Linked DNA regions of Homo sapiens: region 2 is linked to region 1. Evidence: read pairs that join two places in POLR2A ChIA-PET (ENCODE). Cell type or tissue: A673. All regions are shown on one strand. Each heading gives the region's core, and the rest is flanking DNA. Links, peaks and the distances in the headings are about the cores only.

What was found. Peaks named below come from ENCODE experiments on the same cell type or tissue, not always from the same donor. Only the 100,000 strongest peaks of a DNase experiment are listed, where the experiment ranks them.
Region 2: POLR2A ChIA-PET joins it to region 1 with 10 read pairs; 2 of 35 experiments call an interaction of 5 or more read pairs at or near these places.

The regions. Positions count from the first base shown.
Region 1 is chr14:78,968,552-78,979,530 of GRCh38, reverse strand. All of the region lies in intron 14 of NRXN3 (neurexin 3), which reads right to left. Among named protein-coding and RNA genes, the nearest start is that of NRXN3-AS1, 100 kb to the left of the region's middle. In A673, for the core only: no CTCF peak of the experiment used is centred there; DNase peaks (open chromatin) are centred at 4,590 and 8,640.
Region 2 is chr14:80,623,727-80,634,705 of GRCh38, reverse strand. All of the region lies in intron 19 of CEP128 (centrosomal protein 128), which reads left to right. Among named protein-coding and RNA genes, the nearest start is that of CEP128, 310 kb to the left of the region's middle. In A673, for the core only: no CTCF peak of the experiment used is centred there; no DNase peak of the experiment used is centred there.

The DNA of each region.
Region 1 (10,979 bases), core at 1,339-9,338:
TTATAGGAAAAAAATGAGTGAACAGTAGTTGGGTGGAAGGAAAAAAGTACAGAAAAAAGATGAATATACATAGATTTATGTATATGTGTGTGTATTTATATAAGTCTCATATAAATAAGTCTATAGAAACCCTACAGGGAAATTTTTGAAAATGCAAATGGATTATGAAAGACTCTTACTGCCTACCTGAGCAATCTATAGTCTCGACTGCTAAAATATAAAAATTAAAGAGTTGAGAGTCTTCAGGAGAATGTGATGGTTAATTTTATGTGTCAAAATGACTGAGGTAAGGGATGCCCAGATACCTGGTCATTATATATAATAATAATGAAATATTATTTCCAGGTATGTCTTTGAGGGTATTTACAAATGAGATTAGCATTTTAACTGGTGAAGAGAATAAAGCAGATGGTCCCCAGTGTGAGTAGGCATCATCCAATCTGTTGTGGTCCTATTCTGAATAGAAGAAAAAGGCAGAGGAAGGAGGAATTCGCTTTCTTTGCTTGAGGTGAGATAGCCATATTCTCTAGCCCTCAGACATTGGACACTTGTGCTCCTGGTTCTTGGGCTTTTCGAATCAGAGCAGAACTTACACTATCATGCCACTTCTGCCCCTGCCACCCCCATTCCCAGGGCTTTAGAATCCAACTGTTTTATTCTCCAGCATACAGACAGCGGACTGTGGAGTTTCTTGGCCTCCATAATCATGTGAGCCAATTCCTATTTTTATACATATGTATATAAATAATATATATTTTATATAATATATTATATATAAGATGTATATATCTAAATAATATATATTTTATATATTATATATAAGATGCATATATCCTATATATGATATATATGATACCTCTCTGGAGAACCCTAACTAATACAGAGGGTATTCCTGATAATAAGGATAGCCTATTTACTTAGCTGAATATATGTCTTGGACCCTTCAGCAAAGCTACTTCCATAGCTTTCAGAGTATTTCTAAATTTACAGTGTTGAGTCCCCTTGGCTTTTCTGAAGAGAGTCATTTACAGACAACATAAGATCTATTCATTTTAACTGGAGGAAGCCAAATTCACTTATATTTAGCTTTAAAATAAGAAAGCAATGATCACTTAAAAATGTCAAGTGAATCCACTGAGACGCGAATACTCTAGGTCACATTTTATAGAACATAAGGCAATGCCAGAGAATAGGGTCCTAAATCTTATTATAAAATCTCATTGTCAGAGAGACCTAAGGGTGGCTGTATTCCCAAGATCATGCTTTTTGTCTTGAAGTCAGGACCTATGCCTTACCAAAGCTAAGCAAGGCATCAAAACCACTCTTCTCAAGCATGTTCAGATGCTTATGGCTTCCTCTTCTCAAACAGAGGTTTTAAAAAGGTCACATGATTAGAGTGATCAGTGAAAAAGACAAAGAATAAAATCTAACATTTGGAGCAGTTTCACTAACACCCTTTTCTCTTCAACCACTTCAACCCTCTCATAATACGTTGGGTATAAAATTGGTTATGGCCATGGATGGGAATTGGTTGACTGAGATGGCTTCATGGTATCTTTATCCCCAGTGGCCTTTTATTGGTGATATATCACTAGTAAATGTTTAACAACCAGCACCCCAGGAAAAGGAAAATAAAACTGATTTGTAACATGTGTTGGTTTTATTAGTACTCCCCTCATAGCCAATTTCAAGCCATAACATGTTGCCTCATGTAAACTGGCTTACAAAATTCCTAGAAATTCCTGTGCCAGTGCCAGCTCTAGCACAGCACTGCTCTTGATGGTCAATGATCTAAAAAGAATAATTACAGCTTAAGAGTAAAGTGATTTACCCACAGCACCTTCCATGACAGTAGAGAGGTGGGAGTTGATACTTGCTGCAGGTAGGGTATTTGTAAGAGTGAGAGGATGGCTGGTAGCATGAAGCCTTCTTCCTCAACCCACCCTATTTTCATGGGATGCCTGGGTCACAAAGGTCAAATAACTCTTTTCAAAGTGATACACAATCCCTCATAAGTCAATGATTCTTTAGAAAATGTAAACTGAGGAGTCTGTCTGCTTTTCCTTGTTTTCTAGGCACTGATGTAGGGGTCTGCTGGGGCAGTGGAATATACTTTAAAAGAGAGAGAGAAGGAGTTTCAAAGCCCAGTCTCAACAACAACAAAAAAAGAGGTAATTTAAAATACTTTGCTCTAACATTGTGCAAATATTATCTAGAACTTTTCGAAATGGTGTTGATATGAAAACCATCTACCATAAAGTCAGCATGGAGGACACTCTCAGATACTCTCTGGTCATCTATGTACTCTTTCTGCTTTGGAAATAAGCAAACCCAGACTCACACCATACGGCATAATAGGCGAAAGGTCATGGGCTTTAAAATCCAGTTTAATCACTTACTAGTAATGTGACCTTGGGCTGGTGATATTAAACTCTAAACCTCAGTGTCCCCATCTGTATAAGGGAGATATGTATTTCTACTGCATCATATGGTGTGAAGATTAAATGAAAGAACATATGCAAGACCTATAAAGTCACCTATGAAACAGACAACAGTATCTATCAGCTAAGGTTGTAGTCACAATGGAGATACAACCTGCCAAGTCCTTAGTGTATGCCTTCATCAAGGAGACTCTCAATAAAGATCATCAGCAATTCTGCTAGAAAGGACAATAATCAGGTTTCCTCCTCCCACTTAAGTTGGGTGTACAGTTGATGAGGAGTCCAGAAACAAGATGCATTTTGGTAGTGTGCCACACTGACACAGTTGTGTTGTACGCCTCTCTCGTATAATGTGGAGGAAAAGGACACAAGAACAATAATGGGAAGTTCACTGCAATTTATGTCTCTCTTATTATTTTCCACAATAGAAAGCATTTTGAGGAACTTATAGTAGGTCAAGTACTATATTTTATAACAAAAAATACAATGGAGAATGTGATACAATCTTCAGTTTCGGAGAAAATGAGGTGGAGGACAATATTCATCATAGTAAAGACAGTTGGGGAATTAAAATTTCCTTTACCTAACTAAAGGTGTTTGACTAATTCTAACTCTGTTCTAAAATGCCTTTAAAGAATCTTGAGATTTCCAAGGCATCTGAACCCAATACATTGATTGACTTTCTCAAAATAGCCAGCACTTAGCACCCAGATCCAATGGATCCTGGATCCCCTGACCACGTGTTCACCATCTGGGCAGAGGGACACCTTACATTTCTAGAAAAAAAGTCATTAAACATCAGAAATAAAACCTGCTAAGAGAAGTTATAATTAAAGATGGAATAGGAAGATTCTAATTAATCACCTAATACAAAAAAGAGTTATTCTTTTATTTCTCATAATTTATGTCATCTGCCTCACACCAAACAGGTCAATCTTAATATTTCTTTTATAGTTCTGCAGCTCCTTTCTTCCATGAATAGGCTTTTAGGAAATCTCTTCCTTTCCACTAATACCCTTCTTAAAAACAAAAAGGAATTAGAAAGTTACTTCTGAATGTTCTGTAGAAGCTGTCATTCTGTCCAAGGTACACTGATACAAAGACTGCACTGCTCAGCAAGGCAACCTCCCTCCCGTGGATCACAGGAGTACCGTGGAGAGCTCCTGTCTCCTGTGTTGACCTAGAGAGATGTAGATTCTGGCCTGAAACCAGGAAAGTCGGTAAACTTCTTTCTTGATATCTTTTGTCATAATGTGAAAATACATGTGCTACTAACCAGAATAACAGTGTAGCAGTGGAGAGGGTGTGTGCAGCAAACAGGAGAAAGAGTTCACTTTCTTTCTTGCTCTTTGAGGTTTCATGTGAAAGGGAAACTTGTTTACCTCCTTGACCAAGTCAAGTAACAGGCACTGGGGGCATGTCTCTTCCCTCTGTCTTGGAATATGCTGCTTCACTCCTGAATCTGCTCTCTGTTTCTAGTTTCTGTCTGCATCATCCTTTCTCCATTCTAGTGTCAGAGTGATCCTGATAAAATGAAAATCCAACCCAAATCTCTGTCCTCCTCACAGCATCCTTGGGATAAAGTCCAACTCCTTACAGGAAAAGTCTGTCATTACCTGTCTCTATCCTACCACTCCCATTTCATGTGCTATCATATCCCCCCACACACATTATTTCAGCCACATTGAGCTTCTTGTAGATTCCCAATTAAGCCAAGCTCTCGAATGTGCTTCCATCGTTCATCCATCTAAAACATACTTGTCCTTCAGACTCAGCTCAAACTCTGTCTGAGAAGATATCCCCTGAGCACTCCCCATGACCACCATGACCCTACACGATCCAGTGTGTTCCTTCATGCTCACATGGCAGGACGCATGTCTCTAGGATAGGAGTTTTCACTTTGCATTGTAATTATTGGCTGATCATCTGTGGAATTCTTTGAAGTTAGAGACTGCATCTCATCTGCAGTATCCTAGCATCCCCAGTACCTAGTCCCTGATACACAGGCATAGCTGACACTAACTTCCTGTTAAATTCAACAACACATTCACTGGAGAAGTTAAAAATTTTTAAATAAAAAATAAAACACTACCCCAACCACACAATAACAAGAGGACTTAAGCTGTTGACTCATCTAGACTCATTACGTCACTTCTTACACCTCATTGTTATATTTCCTTCTGAATACATTTTTGTCTAGGCTTCCAACTGCCTCATTTCCTTGTCATATATCTTCACTACCCTTCATACTTCATGGTAATTAGTACTATCTATACTCACAGGTTGTAGCTGAAAAAGCCAGCTTGTGAGTAATAGTCCACACCCCAATGTTAGGAAACAAAAAACTAAAAGCTTTTCCTATAAAACAGGGAAAGAGTAAGACGGCCCCAAATAATCGAAAAAAAAAGCAGCTCCTGCCACAAACAAAGAGACTGTCAAGTCATTACAAGAATGGAGGAAAGTTCGTGCCAATAAAGTAATAATGTTAAAACCATATTGATGCCTAGACAGCTTCCATAAAAGGAAACATCAATATATTCCAAACCACTATGTCCCTAAATCTGTATCTACGCTTTGGTAAACAATTTACTTTAGGCATAGAAATCAATGACTCACTTCTCCCTACAAACCATTATTCCTTTGGATGAGAACTTTCAGATTATTTTGCCATGTCCAGATTTTCTAGGTGAGAGAATATGCTAAGCTCTGGGAATTCAAAATCCATATAGTTCTTACCCTGCGTGATAGTAAAGTCAGGGAAGAGATGTAGTTGTCTAGTTTAATCCGCTAAATCCAGTCCTAAGGAGCTTCAATCTCCTTGGATTGTCTTGCATTCAGATTGAGTCCTGCCCCCTTCTCTCTCTCTTCCATTTACAGAGAAATACATAGTGGATCTTTCTTGACAATTAAACATAATGTCTAAAACAACAGTATTGCCACAAGGGCCCTCTATACTTTGAAACTGAAAGCTATTGTAAAGCTTCCTCTGACTTTAAGTCCTAACTAGTGTATATTCTTTTATTTAATTTAAATATATATTAAAATATATGTGAATCTGCTAAGAGGCGATAAAGAAAAACAAAGTTATGGTAAAATAGTGACAGAGTCTTCATTGGTGGATGTATTCTGGATAGATAGGCGCTTGTACTGGTTAGCTACATGGCATATAACAAGAAAGTCACAGCAAAGTCAATGATCTTTTTAGATGAAAAGTAATTTTTTGAACGTTACCTTTGCCTTAACTACTTCTAACAATTTGGACTGACTGCAAACTCAGCAGAGGTCATGAGGCTCAGTCTCCTGCTTGACAATCAGCCAAAAGACACCTAAAATGCTTGTTCCTCCCTTGTTATTCTGAGACATAGCAGCATGGCACCATAGGATCAGTGGGCCATTACTGACTTTGTAAGATGCCTCTTTGAATAGTGGATGAAGTAGTTTCTGCAATAGATATTCACTAACATCTCACATGTGGTATTTTATAGGGTATTCAGGATTAAAATGACAGATCATCTTCTTCCTCAAGAGTACTTTTTTCCTGCGATCACAAAACAGGAAATTAAAGTGCTCAACCAAAATCCCCAATAGAAAATATAAATCTCTGAAACATTTTAATGACATTAGTGTCTCCCAAATGCCCAGAAATATTTAAAACTTTAAAACTAGTTAAGAGAAAATGACATTCTCTTTCATAAAGCCCAAGTACTTAAATGTCCTGCTCCAGGAAATGACCTCCCTGATCCAGAAAATAATAACTTAAGGCATAAGGGCTGGCCTTGGCCTTTTTTTTCCTTCCAAGTTCTTTTTTCTATGTATGGTGAATAAATTAAGAGGAGCCAACCCCTCCATGGCAACTACTTGGAGAGGTATTTATCATTTCCAGAGTAAATTAATATGTTTATGTATAGTCACGGTATGGGATGCTGTCAAACCTCTTTGGTACCCCCCAAAATGGAATCATGTTTCTTCCCCCATGAGGTCTCCTCTTGATAGCTATTTTTCATGCATTGATCTGGGTTATCTGTCACCCTTTCAGAAGAACACAGGGTTCAGCCACCTCCCCACAATTGCTGCTGTCCAAGAGGTGTGACAGCTTGAAGATCTCTAAAGAAAAGATACCAAGGGTTACACAGGGCATCTTTCAGTCCAAAGTGGTAATGGGAACAAGAACCTTCTCTACCTTGCAGGTCAGCTTTGGTCAACGCAACTTTGTTAGCAAAAGAACAGAAAAAGCGAAAACAATAACCAGAGGTTAGTAAGAGGTAGAATAAACCAGGATAACATTACAGAAATGAAAACGCAATCTGCATAACCATCACTCAGACAGACAATTGAAATGCTCTACAGGTTCACCAGAGACAGCAAAGATGGGGTTGGGGAGTAGGGCAGAGGGGGACGCGCAGACCAGGGACAGAGCCGGCCTCCTCAGAGCCAAGTCAGCAGAGCAGGGCAGGGGCGCATCAGACTTGACAAAGCACAGGCAACGGGCAACAAGGGCAACAAGAGCTTTCTCACATCCACACAGCCAACCTCAGGGAGTGCACGGTCAGACTGAAAGACACGTGTGTGCAATCAGATGGAGCCCATAGAAATACTTCTAAACATTAGGAGTTCAGCATGAAAGAGTCACTCGAGTGCACCCCTTGTGCCCTCTTGCAAATGCCACCCAGGAATTTGGCACTGGAATTAGACATTTGGATCACGGTGATTTGGGAACACCAAAAAGCTCAATTTGTTTAATTTTAAAAATATATCCAAACCCAAATAGTTGCAGGCAAAAGGGCACCAGACTAATGTCATTTTTATTTATTCGTGCCAGTTTCAAAACAAAGCACGTGTATTTCTTTCAGATGTTTATCATCTGCAATTGTGAAACCACATTTCTAGCTGATCATGCCTTGGCCTCTGCAGCAAAGCTGGCCTCAATATAGGAAGATACATTTACCAGCCACATATTAAATCAGGTATGATTTTTTTTAAAACCCTAGCTTAAATTGAGAGGTATCAAGTTACAACTAAATGTTGACTAGGAGTTGCCCAGAAATTGCACTTAATATCTAAATTATACACTTTGCATCTATCAGAGACATAAAATCAAATACTAGTTTCAAGATTTTTTTCTTTTTTGCTACTCATACTTGAGAGCTGAAGAGTACTAAATTAGCAAGTTTTTAAATAATTTTGCTACCACTTTGGGAGGCCGAGGTGGGTGGATCACCTGAGATCAAGAGGTCGAGACCAGCCTGGCCAACATGGTAAAACCCCATCTCTACTAAAAACACAAAAATTAGCCAGGTATGGTGGTGGGCACCTGTAATCCCAGCTACTTGGGAGGCTGAGGCAGCAGATTCGCTTGAAGCTGGGAGGTGGAGGTTGCAGTGAGCCGAGATCACGCCACTGCACTCCAGCCTGGGCAACAAGAGCGAAACTCCGTCTCACTCACTCACTCACTCAATCAATAAAATAAATAAAAATAATTTTGGACTCTTTTGCCTTTTATTTTACCTGCTGTCATGGGTCTGATATAATAGGGAAGGTAACACATTTACTACCTAGGGATCTTAAAGTGTCATTGTCAATGACTTTGATGGAAACATATATTAAATGTAGATAGATACAGATACTTATCTATCTGTGTGTGTGTGTGTATATATATATATATATGTTTATCTGTGTATTCTAGATTTGCTAGAATAAAACATATCTTGAAGAGATTCTGGTCTTAGTTCTTAGTTATAAAACCTCATCCCCTACTTGTTTACTGTTCTATGTAAAAGAAATGATAAATTAAGAAATTTGTTCTGTTTCCTGTGGTCCTCATACTACCTAATGCTCAAAGGCCTTCTTGGGGGTCTCATGCTCTACACAAGAGATTCAGAATAAAAATGATGCCTTTTTGCAGTGTCTCCAGTGTTTTGTGCTCTCCCTTTACCTCCCCACCATCTTACACAGAACCCTAAAATGCTCCTGGGATCTCTTGCAAGGGCTTATTCACAGTGGTACAAACTTCCAATGACAGTAATTTATGCCTTAACCCATTTTGGGCCATTTTTCCTGGCCACTTAGGCTAATTATCCAAGTCATTTGTGTACAATCAACAAGGACTTTCTTCCCTCAGCACTCACCCTCCACTTCATCCCACCCAGCGGGGTAGGCATAATGCTCAGTGGGTAACCGTTGTAATTATCTCCATGGCAATAGAGTGCAGTGCTATTAGGCTCATGGGACTCACCATAGATTCAGATGGTGGAGCCATCAAGCCACAATATCCGGCTTTGAACAATCAACCATACTCAGAGGAAGGTCGGAGCTCTCTGTAATGCATGTGATGAGTAATGCCAAACTGCACATAGAGCTGTAGATAGGGATAGGGACATTTTCCCCAACTCGTTATGTAATTTCTTTTTGCTGATGCTCTTACTGCTTCTCTTAAAACTCTCTTAAGTGAGGTCATTCTCCCTTTATATTATACATTTTAGTACCCTTTTATAAAGCTTAGACCTCCTTTTAATCCAATACTATAGCTTTATTTATTTACACCTTAATTTTTGTATTCTGTATACCTGTACTACCAATACAGTAGCCATTGACATGTGTATTGAGCACTTTAAATGCATGTAGCCCCTGGGTTGAGGTGTGCTGCAAGTATAAAATACAAACTCAAGTTTAGAGGCTTAATGTGAAAAAAAGTGCAAAATATTGATAATTTTATCTCTATTACATTCTGAAATAATATTTTGGGTATATTTAGTTAAATTGAATAAAATACAAAATTAAAATAAATTTGACCTGTTACTTTATACCTTTTTAAAATGTAGCTACTAGGAAATTTATAATTGCATGTGTTACATATATCTATTGGAAAACACTGACATAGAGTTAATGGATGATTCCTGTTAACTTTTAAATCTGAAGAACTGATGGCATAATAAAAATTCTGTAACATTTGACCAGTATCTTACGCTTTCTAATATGTGCTCTTATATTGTGATTTGACTTCATATGATTAATTATTCCAGGATAAATGGAATTACTGCCATTCTACAATCTTCTAAACACTATATACAATTTAATTCCAAATGCTACGTCTATTCCAGGATTGCCCTTTAATACACAAAAGAACTAAAAGCAAGCCAAGGAGACAAAAATCCCTGATTGAATGAAATTGTTCATTTCTAGGAGCAAAGTGGCTGCTTTAAGGGCTTAGTGATTCCCAACCTCCTGTCCCTTTATACACACACACACACACACACACACACACACACACACACACACTACATAGTACAAACACCATATTTGGCCAAGACAATTTAAGAAATATTTCTGGATAAAGGAAAAATGGAGTGGGTTATAGGAATGAACATTCCTATTACTAGTGCAAAATACAAAAATAACTCTTAGGCAAAGGGAAACAATTTCCATAACTCCAAGTCAGCCTGATAAGCTGACAGGAAGCTTTTATAAATGTGTGCTTTACGATGATGAGCTAACCCAGATGGAAGCTGTTTAAGAACAGAAGCGATACATGAAGTTGAACACAGAAGTGGAATGAACAGATTTGATGTGGTAAATTAACAACTGATACAAGGAAACACAATATATTGCGCAAACACAGGACCATAAGGCTCAACCAAAAGGCTCAAAAAGAAAAAAAGGAAATAATTACATAGATCCTTGGTCAGGCAACTTCTTTGCCTTTCAAGTTAGGTAACAGTCACGTTTTCAGCCAACCCAAGACTACTAGGGAAGGCTGAATGTGTTCACTTCTGCCATCTGCTGGTTAAAACTAGATTGTTTACACTGCAAAGAATTGTTGGATTCAGGAAGACCTGTAAAATTCATTTAGTATCTCAAGAGACAGTGGATCATCTACAGGAACAGGCTGAGCATGGTTTGTTGTGCTGCATGGGTAGACATGCAGTATTATTAGATGTTTGACATAAAATAATATTTGTAAACAATAAGCCTACCATTTATCGAGTACCTACTACATACCAGGCATTTTATGTGTATTTCTGATCTCCTTACATTCAAGGTAAGTTTTATTGCCCTGTTTTATAGGTAAGAAAGATATAGCTTACAGAAGTTACATCACCTTCCAAATGTCACATAGCTAACAAGAGCTACTACCTGGAGCTGAATCCAGGTATTTCTAATATCAAAGCCCATAATGTTCCAATATACCACACTAAAGAACTGCCTAGCAATGCCTGATAATTAGTAAGTACTTAGTAAATGTTAGTTCCCTTCCATCATCATGGCATTTGGACATCGTTTTCCTATTGCCTGCTAGATTTGCATTAAATAATGCAGTCACTATCAGCCAAAATAAGAAACATTTTATTAATTAGTGACATCTACATAAAATCTCTGGTTTTCCCCTCATCATGTATTAAAGTATAAATAAAAGTCTCCAGTGCTGTTTCAGCCATTCTGGAAGCCAAGGTACACATTGAAAGAAGCCTGATGTCAATGCCAGGGAAGTTTTTTATTTTATTTTATTTTTATTGGCAAGTATGTGATACTCAGAAAACATCT
Region 2 (10,979 bases), core at 1,512-9,511, 1.7 Mb before region 1:
AAAAGTGGGGGCAAAACACAGAGATAAAATTAACTAAACTTGCGAGGTTGGCTTCTCCAAATTAGAAGTTGGGAAAAAATGATTACCAGGATAAAGGGAGAATAACATGTTAGTTACATTTTCTTATTTATACAACCTGGAAAAAATGCCTACTAAGCGTAACTCACCAATTGTGAAATACAAAATATTGAAAAATATATTCAAAAATATTACTTTGCTTTTCTTGTTTTCTACCTGTGTCTCCAATAAACATCTATATTGATATTAGTACCACTTTCAAAACTTTTAAAAATAGTCTTATGTCCTTGGAGAACATTTTTATTGCTTTAAAACTTTCCATCCAGAAATGCCCTTCGGGAATCTGGCATCAATCCAAAAAATGTTGTCAAGAGGAAAACATTAAAGACTCACTCATCTATTAGAATGTAGTGAGTGTAAAGTCAAAGTTGGCATTATGGCTTTCCAGCAAGAATCTTTGTTTCTCAACAGTTATTCCTCTGAAAGCAATCTAACAAGTACATCTTAAACACCAATTAATCATGACTTGCCTAAACTTAAATCTTATAGTAATTCTCATTTTCTGTAGGATGTAATCTAAACTTAGTAACGCAGCAGGCAGGATCCCTAGTGACCCAAATTTCTAGCCTCATCTCCTTCATATATGGCTTTCCAGTCGTGGGAAATTGTTGATATTTCAAATATTAAGGAAGATATGCATGGCTTAGGTACTTCCTACCTTAGGCATGAATACCCAGGAAAGACTCCATGGTCCAAGAGGGCCCTGTACATAGCTCTTGATGAATTCATTGTGGTCCAGGGTTTGATACTTAGACATAGGGATTCACATTTTTTTAATACCAAGAATGGATGGGACACCTCCCATGGGCACACATTTATTTTAACTAGAAACAGGTAGTCATTTATTTAATTATTTATTGAGGACCTGGTTTGAACCAGACAATGAGCTATGCAAAGAAGATACAGTGGTGAATGAGATAAGTCTGATCCCCACTTTTTAAAATCCATAGTCCAAACTGTGGATGGGAATACGTAGTGGGAAGTCTTGCTTGTCCTAGGTGTGGGAATAGGGATGCAAGAGGCAGATGAACTGATTGTTAAGATTAGAAATCTTGTTGGAGAAATGAAAGAACTTCAGTTTGGCCCTGGCATATATGAGAGAGACGGAGGAAAGCAATAGAGAGAGACAGAGGTGGCAGAAGACACTGGAGAAGAAGGCAGGCCATAACAGAAACAGGAGAGCTTGTGAGCTCTACAAGGGGTATTAACTTGATCATGGGGCCACTGTGAGTGACAACTTTTATGCTTTAAGCAGGACAGAGATATGAAATATTTACAACGGAAAGTATTACTATTGACATATCGGACCCCTGTGCCAATGTATATTATCTCTCTTGAGGAAAGTTTCAAAAGAAGCTAGTTTGTTTTGTTTTGTTTTTGTTTGTTTGTTTGTTTGTTTCTAGGCAGGGTCTAACTCTGGCACCCAGATTGGAGTGTAGTGGTGGCAGTCACGGCTCAAGGCAACCTTGACCTTCTGGGCTCACGTGATCCTCCTGCCTCAGCCTCCAGAATAGCTGGGACTACAGACACACATCACCATACCCAGCTAATTTTTTATTTTTTTGTAGAAACGGAGTCCCACTATGTTGCCCAGGCTGCTCTTGCACTCCTGGGCTCAAGCAATCCTCCCACCCCAGCCTCCCGAAGTACTGGATTACAGGTGTGAATCCCAAACCCCATCCTATTTTTAATTTTTAAATGCACACGTAGTGAGCACTAAAACAATAGCCCTTTCACTCATTCTTAGTGCGTATTTATAAACTGGTGCATGAATGTTGGAAAATAACTCACATCATTTTAAAAAATTGAATGTATGCACTTGCCACTTGACTCAGCAATTCCACTCCCAGACATACACCCGTGAGAAGCTTACACACCCGAACTAGGAGATATGCACATAAGTAGTCACCATTTGTAATTGCAGAGTAATTGGAAATGACCCACATGCCCATTCATGGAAGAATAGAAAAACTAGGATATATTCACAGAGCAGAATACTAAAAAACTGTTATAGTGAATGCACTATAATATATATAGCATGTTATATTATATAGATAATAGATTTTATATATTATATATAGTATGATGGACTCCAAGGATAACATTGTAATTTTCATTATATATGTAATCTGTATAATGCACTAGAATGTATAGTATATATCATATGTATAATATACAATAATATACTGATATATATGTACCATATTATATAACATATATACTATATGCAGTATATACAGAGTATATTATATAATATTTATACTTAGTATATATAAACTCACTAACATGGTAAAGTCTCAATAGTATTATGTTGAATGTAAATAGCAAGTCAACAAAGTACACATATAGTATAATTCTATGTATACAATACTAAAAGACAGGAAAATGAAACAATGTATTATTTAGTGATGTGTGCATACATAGAAAACTAAAAAGAAAAATACTGAAGGATAGTTGTCATAGTATTTAGCTATCTTGTGACTCTTCTGTGTTAATTATTATGGAATATGCTTGCTATTGCTTTTCAGGTATATAATTTTATACATTATAGAAGCAGCACCTTTTTAATCAGGTGACTGGTAAGAATTCAGAGTACAGAAGAGCTGAATAACACATCAGCTAGTAATATGGACTTTAGAGTCAGGTCAACCTTAGTTCAGATTCTTCCTCTGTCTTAGTAATTATGTAATTGTTCTAGGTACTTTGGATATATCACTGAGGGGGAAAAAAGGTGTCTTCATGCAGTATACATTCTAACTATTGAAAATAAATTCTTAAGAATTGTCCTTAATATGGTGAGGTCCCTGGAATACAGTTTCTGTGTTTTATTCATCTTTTTAATATCTGACACCTAAGTCTTGCACAAAGTAGATATGTTTATGGAATTGAATTGATGAGAATGTTTATGAAATTGAATTGTATTACATGAATAAATGACTGGTACTTTGCACTTTGATAGAACAAGAGAAAATACAAATTGCTTCAGGCTTTGTCGGTCAGTTACAACATCAAATCAAAGATTAGACTTCTAGCACTTCTTTACTCATTGATCTTTGCAGATACCGAATCACATATAGAAACAAACAGTAGTAGTGTTATCTTTGAATATAAAGAATGGAAATAAGCATATTAATGGTATGTAAGACTCTTCATAGCCTGTAATATTTGAATTTTATCTGCTATCTCGCTAAGTTCTTTAGACCAGTCATTTTAATTTCAGTAAGTGTACAGCATTTTTTTACTTCTCTGAAAACTGCATTCTCTTCCTTCCATCATTCTAAAAGCTATTCCTATATATCATGCAATTGCTGAGTCTTGTAATAGTTTTCAAAGTTAGATGGCAATGTAATTTTTATATCATGTTTATATTGTGCCTATGTGTGTGGATAGGCATAGGTGGATATTTCTGGGCTAAAGACTCTACTTAGTGTTCATCAGATTCTCAATGGAGATGGTGGCTAATTTGTTGATGAGCTTTAAATTCTTTTAAAAATCATGTTATTATGAATAACAATAGAATGACAGTCTTTGCATATATATGATTTTATACATTTCTGATTACATTCCTCCAAGTGGAATTATTGACTCGAAAAAGCATGAGTATTTTTTAGTTTCTTAATACAAAGATAAAAATTACCCTTTGAGAAAGTAGGCACTGCATGTTTTCTTTTACAGTTGCCCATGGGTAAAAAACAGAAGCCCAAATAAAACATGTTATGGACAATTATTTTGACAGCGTTTGTAAGTTTACCTTCTGTTCATATTACATAAAGTAACATATTACAATGCGTGCTGATGGTGACTTTTGTGATTCTGTATTACAACAGAGATATGGCTTTGTCTTTTTGCATCTAGATTGGATAACTAATTTTCGTTATATTGGTCAGTCCTTACACTATAAAAACTTGCAGAGGTTCTGCCCTGAAAACAAATCATATGAACTTAACAGAAATATTTGGTTGTTGGCTTAGGGAGCTGGAGTTTTTTTGCCTATACAATTCAGAAGGAATAATGTATATTACTGTATCAAGTGAATTTTTATTGTAACTTGTGGTTTTTTCCATATGACTTAATTTCTTGCCAAGGCAGACTTTGGGGTATTTTTTTAGAGCTTCTTTTTCTGCTAAAGAATCTTTCATAATGTAAACCGTTACACTGACTACCCATAAATACTATTTTAATGAATTTACCTCACATCTAAGTGTAAACTCTAATGCCTATAAAATTTTAAATATGAAATATTATGCCACATCATCATACTACTTAATCTTGGTAACAAGTATTCAATTCAATTTACTTACAGAATTTTATGATTTCTTAAAAATAGTGGGTTAATTTACAATGAATTGCTTTGAGTTTATAGACTGTAATTTTCATTCATTACTTTTCTAATGCCACATAAGAGAAGTATCCACCTTAGTTTGTAAAAGTATGTGAATATTTCAGTGATAGTTGATTTTTATCTACTTTTAAACCACTAGTATAACCGATACGTCTACATTGACCACTACTAGAACAAAATTGAACAAAGCAGAAGGGTAAATAACAGTTATATGATAATATCATCTAGATTGGGTTTCAAGGGAAAAAGAAAAATTAAAATATCCTAAAATTTTATGTTAGATGGCATGATTTTAGGAACTTACAAGCTACATGAATTCATCATGGAGTTTATTGGATCAGTGGATAGCAAACCACATGACTTATATACATTCAATTCTCTCTTAAATAGATTTTTCTACTTAAAACCAATTCAAAATGTTTTGTTACCAGGGCACCTAGTTCTCATGTTATTCCTAGGACTATAGTATCCCAGAAATATGTGACTCAAAAGTTACAGAAAATCAGATTGAGTAAGTCACTGATGGAAAAGAAAAGATGAAAACAAGGGCCAAAAACCTCAAACCAATTAAAATCAACAAACAATAAAAACCACATAGAAAAACTTCAGTGCAAACCCTAGGCCTATAGAGACTACACCTTTTATTAATGTACATTTAAAAAGGCTTTACTTTGTGAAATAATTTTACTTAGATCCTTTATTAGTGACCGATTTCTAAAATTTTATGTTTCCCAACAGAGGGTATTCCTACCTTAAAAAGAAAAAAAAAATATATTACTGGAGTGTTAAGGATTACTTTTAACTTTTGAATTTGAGAACTCCTTCTCAGAGGAACTTTTTGTCATTTTCATACCTGTGAAATATAAATAAATACATAAAAGCCCTCTATTTCTCCAAAAAGGAAAAGAAAATGCAATTTATCAAGTGTTCACCTGCTAGATGTTTAACACACTGTTAATCTTCACTACAACTCTTCAAGATACAAATTCTTATGTATATTTTACAGATAAAGAAACCAGTCTCAGAAGACTGAGTTTGTCAAAGACCACACAACTCACATCGCTGATCTCTAGTATCAGAATCAAGCCCTTACTGAGAAGACACAGCTCCATTTTTTCAATTGTTGCTAATGGCAAAGTCATTTGGAAAGAAAGTAGTGAATTGTAGAAACTATTGTATTGGCCTGAAATCTTGATTGAAGTGAGTTAAACCCGTTTGTTTTTTTTTTTTTTCTTAAACAGGCTTGAGTTTAAAAAGGGAGAGTAAGGGAGGTATTTATTCACTTAGGAACTAAAAATACAAATGTAGTCTAACTGTGGCACAAGAAAATTCATTTGTAACATCTAAAACGCTTACCCCACCATCTGTCAGCCCTTTTATATTCAAAGCTTCCCTTGACTTAAACTTCATTTTCACCCATGCTGCCTGTAAGAAGTGACTATACATATATATATGTGAGCTATAGGCTCACATCCTACTATCTTAGCTAGCAAGAGCTTACTTATCAGTAGCTCCGGTGAAAGTCCAGGGCTGTTGCTGCTTGAGTTACCTAATCAGGTATGTTACCCTTAAACCATTCCCTGTTGCCAAAAGATTGTGTTACTCTCATTGACCAGGTTTCAGTCATTTGTCCAAAGCTAAAATAGACAGCGTAGTTAGCCCTATAATAACTTCATATTGCGAGAGAGGGAGAAAGGTAGTTGTGCGGACGCTTTTTAGGAGAAAGGGGGAAATGGACAGGCAAAAACAGCAGATGTCCATTCTAGCTATGTATTATGTTGGGAATTTAGCTTGTTAAAGTCATGTCAGTTCATAGTTTGAAATTAGTTTAAATATGATAAAAGACACTCATTTCTTTAGCTTTTACTGCATGTAACCAATTTTGCAAAGTCCATTTCCTAATTTGATACTTGACACTCTATCTAAAGACATGCCAGTCAAGCTAATAAAATGTACAGTAGTGTTTTAAAAAGTGAGGAAACTGATAAACAGATGGCTATATGGGATGTTTCTAAGAATAGGAAAGGAAAGACTTTTTGTCACATTTCACTATTTAGGATAACAGATGCATTAGTCTGTGTTTCTAAATAAAACTTCAAGCACATGTCTGAAATCATCTACTTACTATTCAAATAGAAATTTCCCTTTGGAGGTTAGTTTGATCTGTCAAACCACCATATGGGTCTGTAATAGTATAAAGTTCTCTGAATTTTCTGTTCTTGCAATTTAAGCTTTTTCACTAGTACGCTTACTCCCGAAGCTAGACTGCCTTCAAGAGAGCTGTGCTGAGGATATTTCAAACTGTTTTATACACACACACACAGCCTGAGTGAGATGAATGGGTTAGGTCACTTGAAAAACTTTTAAGGGAATTAGAATACAATCTCTGGTATGGGACTTTCATTTTATAGCCCAATGAGGTTATTGCTCTAGCTCTATTACATCTAACACCAAAAACCTCAGTGAGCAGACATGGTTTTTACTTCATTAAGTAGGCTTTTTAAAAATGGACTTTCTACCTTCTGAGCCAAAAAAAAAAAAAAAAGAAAATAATAATTAATTAAAAATAAAAATGGACTTTCTAAATTGCTTTTCTGAGTATTTTAATATCTCATTTTATTCTTCCAAACCTGCCTGTGAATAATTTCTAAATATTTCTCTTATGTACAATCTAAATAAACATATAACTTGCTGACCTTATTAGCAGTATATCTACAACAAATGATATTCATTTAATGTATTATTCATTCATGAAATTAGCCACCAAATGTTAATTGAACATCTACAATGGGCCTTACAATGTCCTGCCAACAGCATTAGTAATGAGGTACTGTACATAGGTGGACACTTCATGTGATGCGTTCTTACATCTTTGAGCATGAATATTTATTTTAATCACGTCTAAGAGTCTTTCAACAAGGTTCTTACATTTCTTTATTTTCACTTACATTCTTAAGCAGAATATGCTGAGCATTTATTTAATGACTTGGGACAGTTGTGCTCAATCTTGATGATTGTACTGTAATGCAATAATTGTCCTCACCATTAACTGGAAATACAGCACTGCTCTTGCACAATTGATTCTAAGCTATTATGTTCTAATATTTTCTGTGTCTCTTCCCTTCCTTACTCTGAGATATTGCTTCTTGTAAAAATCAGGGCATTTTCTGTTACCAGTTTCCCAGAATCTCCATGTACCCATGTGTAACTTATTTTTCTAAATATGCTGTGGGTCTAATAAGTATCTTGTCAGGACTGTATGGAATATAAAAGAAAAGTCATTAATCTCTGAGAAAATCCTGAGGGTTTCAACTGTGGTTAAAATGTATGCTTGATTTTGGGGGTGGTGATGGGGGGACGAAGTCCTGCTCTGTTGCCCAGGCGGGAGTGCAATGGTGCACCATCTTGGCTCACTGCAACCTCTGCCTCCTGGGTTCAAGCGATTCTCCTGCCTCAGCCTCCCAAGTAGCTGGGATTATAGGTGCCCGCCACCACATCTAGCTAATTTTTGTACTTTTAGTAGAGACGGAGTTTCACCATCTTGGTCTAGGTTTATTTTCTTGAAGTCAGGAATCTGAAATTGGCTTCACTGGCCTAAAGTTAAGGTGTTGGCAGGATTGGTTGCTTCTGAAAGCTCTGAGGGGAGAATTCTTTCTCCTGCCCTTTTCAGCTTCTAGTGGTTGTCTATGTTCCTTGGGTTGTGGCCCCTTCCTCCATTCTCACTCCAATCTCTGCTTCTGTCACTACATTGCATTTTCCTCTATGTGGTCAAGTCTCCCCTGTCTCACTCTTTTTTTTTTTTTTTTTTTTTTTTTGAGACGGAGTCTCGCTCTGTCGCCCAGGCCGGACTGTGGACTGCAGTGGCGCAATCTCGGCTCACTGCAAGCTCCGCTTCCCGGGTTCACGCCATTCTCCTGCCTCAGCCTCCCGAGTAGCTGGGACTACAGGCGCCCGCCACCGCGCCCGGCTAATTTTTTGTATTTTTAGTAGAGACGGGGTTTCACCTTGTTAGCCAGGATGGTCTCGATCTCCTGACCTCATGATCCACCCGCCTCGGCCTCCCAAAGTGCTGGGATTACAGGCGTGAGCCACCGCGCCCGGCCCTGTCTCACTCTTAATAAGGACAATTGTGATTACATTTAGGGATCTCCTGAATAACCCATGCTAATTTTTTCATCTCAAGATCCTTAAAATCTGCAAAGTCTCTTTTGCCTTGTAAAGTTATGTATTCACATATTCCAGGAATTAGAACCTGACTATCTTTGGGGCTGATTATTCAATATACCAGTGTTACCATTTAGTATTTTATGACTTTTTAAAGAGTAATACAGGCTCACTTGATATTGGCATGAATGAGAGAACTAATCTGATATGGTAAAAATTTCTTCTGTACAAGAGTAACAAAAAGAAAGAAGAAAGAGAGAAAGAAAGGAAAGAAAGAGAAAAAAGAAAGAAGGGAGAAAAAAGAAATAAGGAAGAAAAAAGAAAAAGAGGAAAGAAGGAAAAGAGAGGAAGGAGAGGGAAAGAAAGAGAAATGAAGGAAGGAAGGAAGGAAAAGGGGAAGGGGAAGGAGAGGACGGAAGAAAGAAAGATTATAGGAATAAATTTAACCAAGGAGATGAAAGATCTCGATAACAAAACTACAAAACACTGACGAAAGAAATTGAAGAGGACACAAAAAATGGAATGACATCCCAAGCTCATGGATTGCAAGAATTGATATTTTTAAATGACCTTACCACCCAAAGCAATCTACAGATGCAGTGCAACACCTATTAAAATACTAATGATATTCTTCATAAAAATAGAAAAAAAATCCTGAAATTCATATAGAGGCATGAACAACCCAAAAACCTCAAATAGCCAAAGCATTACTGAGCAAGAAGAACAAAGCTCGAGGCATAACACTCCCTGTCTTCAAAATATACCACAAAGCTACATTAACCAAAATAATGTGATATTGGTATAAAAACCAATACCCAGACCAATGGAACAGAATAGAGAACCGGAAATGAATTCACACATTTACAACTAACTGATTTTGAACAAAGTTGCCAAGAACATACATTCCCCAATGTGTCTCGTTAATAAAGTGTTAACAAAAGTGCCTCGTTAATAAAGAGTTCTGGGAAACTGGGTATCCATATGTGAAAGAATAAAACCAGACCTCTGTCTCTAACCATATACAAAACATATTGACTCAAAATGGATTAAAGACTTAACATAAGGCCTGAAACTATAAAATTACTACAGGGAAAGAAAACCTAGGGAATATACTTCAGGAGTTTGGTCTAGGCAAAGATTTCTTGGGTAAGACTTCAAAACTATAGACAACAAAAGCAGAAATAGACAAAACGGACTATATCAAACTGAAAATTTTCTGCATAGCAAAGGAAATAATCAACAGAGTGAAGACATAATCTGTGGAATGGCAGAAAATATTTGCAAACCATTTATCTGACAAGGACTAATATTCAGAATATGTAAAGAACTCAGACAACTCAACAGAAAACAAATAATCATTAAAAAATGGGCCAAGGGTCTGAGTAGACATTTCTCTAAAGAAGACACACAAGAAGCCAATAAGTACATGAAAAAATGCTCAACATCACCAATCATCAGAGAAATGCAAATCAAAACCACAGTGAAATATCTCATCCCAGTTAGAATATTTATCATCAAAAGGCAGAAAATAACAAATGCTGGCAAGGATGTGGAGAAAAGGCAACTATTGTACACTCTTAGTGGGAATGTAAATTAATACCTCCATTATGGAAAACAGTACGGAAGTTCCACAAAAAAACTAAAAATTGAACTACCTTACAATCAAGCAATCCCACTACTGAGTATTTATCCAGAGGAGAAAAAATTAGTATATCGAAGAGGTACCTGCACCCCAATGTTTATTTCAGCTCTATTCATAATAGCTAAGACATGGAATCAACCTAAATGTCCATCAACAGATGAATGGATAAAGAAAATGTGTTATATATGCACAATGGGATAAAAAAGAAGCCATGAAAAAGAATGAAATCCTGCCAGTCCTGGCAACATGGATGAGCCTAGAGGACTTTATGTTAAGTGAAGTAAGTCAAGCACAGAAAGATAAAGACTGCGTGTTCTCACTCATATGTGAGAACTAAAAAAAAACTTGAGTTTGTAGGAGTGTAGAATAGTGGTTATGAGGTACTGTGAAGATTGAGGAAGGGGATGATAGGAAGAGGTTGGTTAACAGACAAAGCTACAGCTAGATGGGAAGAATAAATTGTAAAGTACTGTAGCAGTGTCAGGTGAATATGTTTAACAATAACTTACTGTATATTTTCAAAAAAGCTAGAAGAGAGGATTTTGAATGCTCACCACAAAAAGAAAGGATAAATGCCGAAGATGATGGATATGTTAATTACCCTGATTTGCTCATTACATATTGCATACATGTATCAAAATATCACTCTGTATCCCATAAATGTGTACAATTATTACATTTCAACTGAAAATAAAAGGAAAAATCTACTTCTGGAAGGAAATGACTTTTTTTACATTAAAAAATCCACTTTTT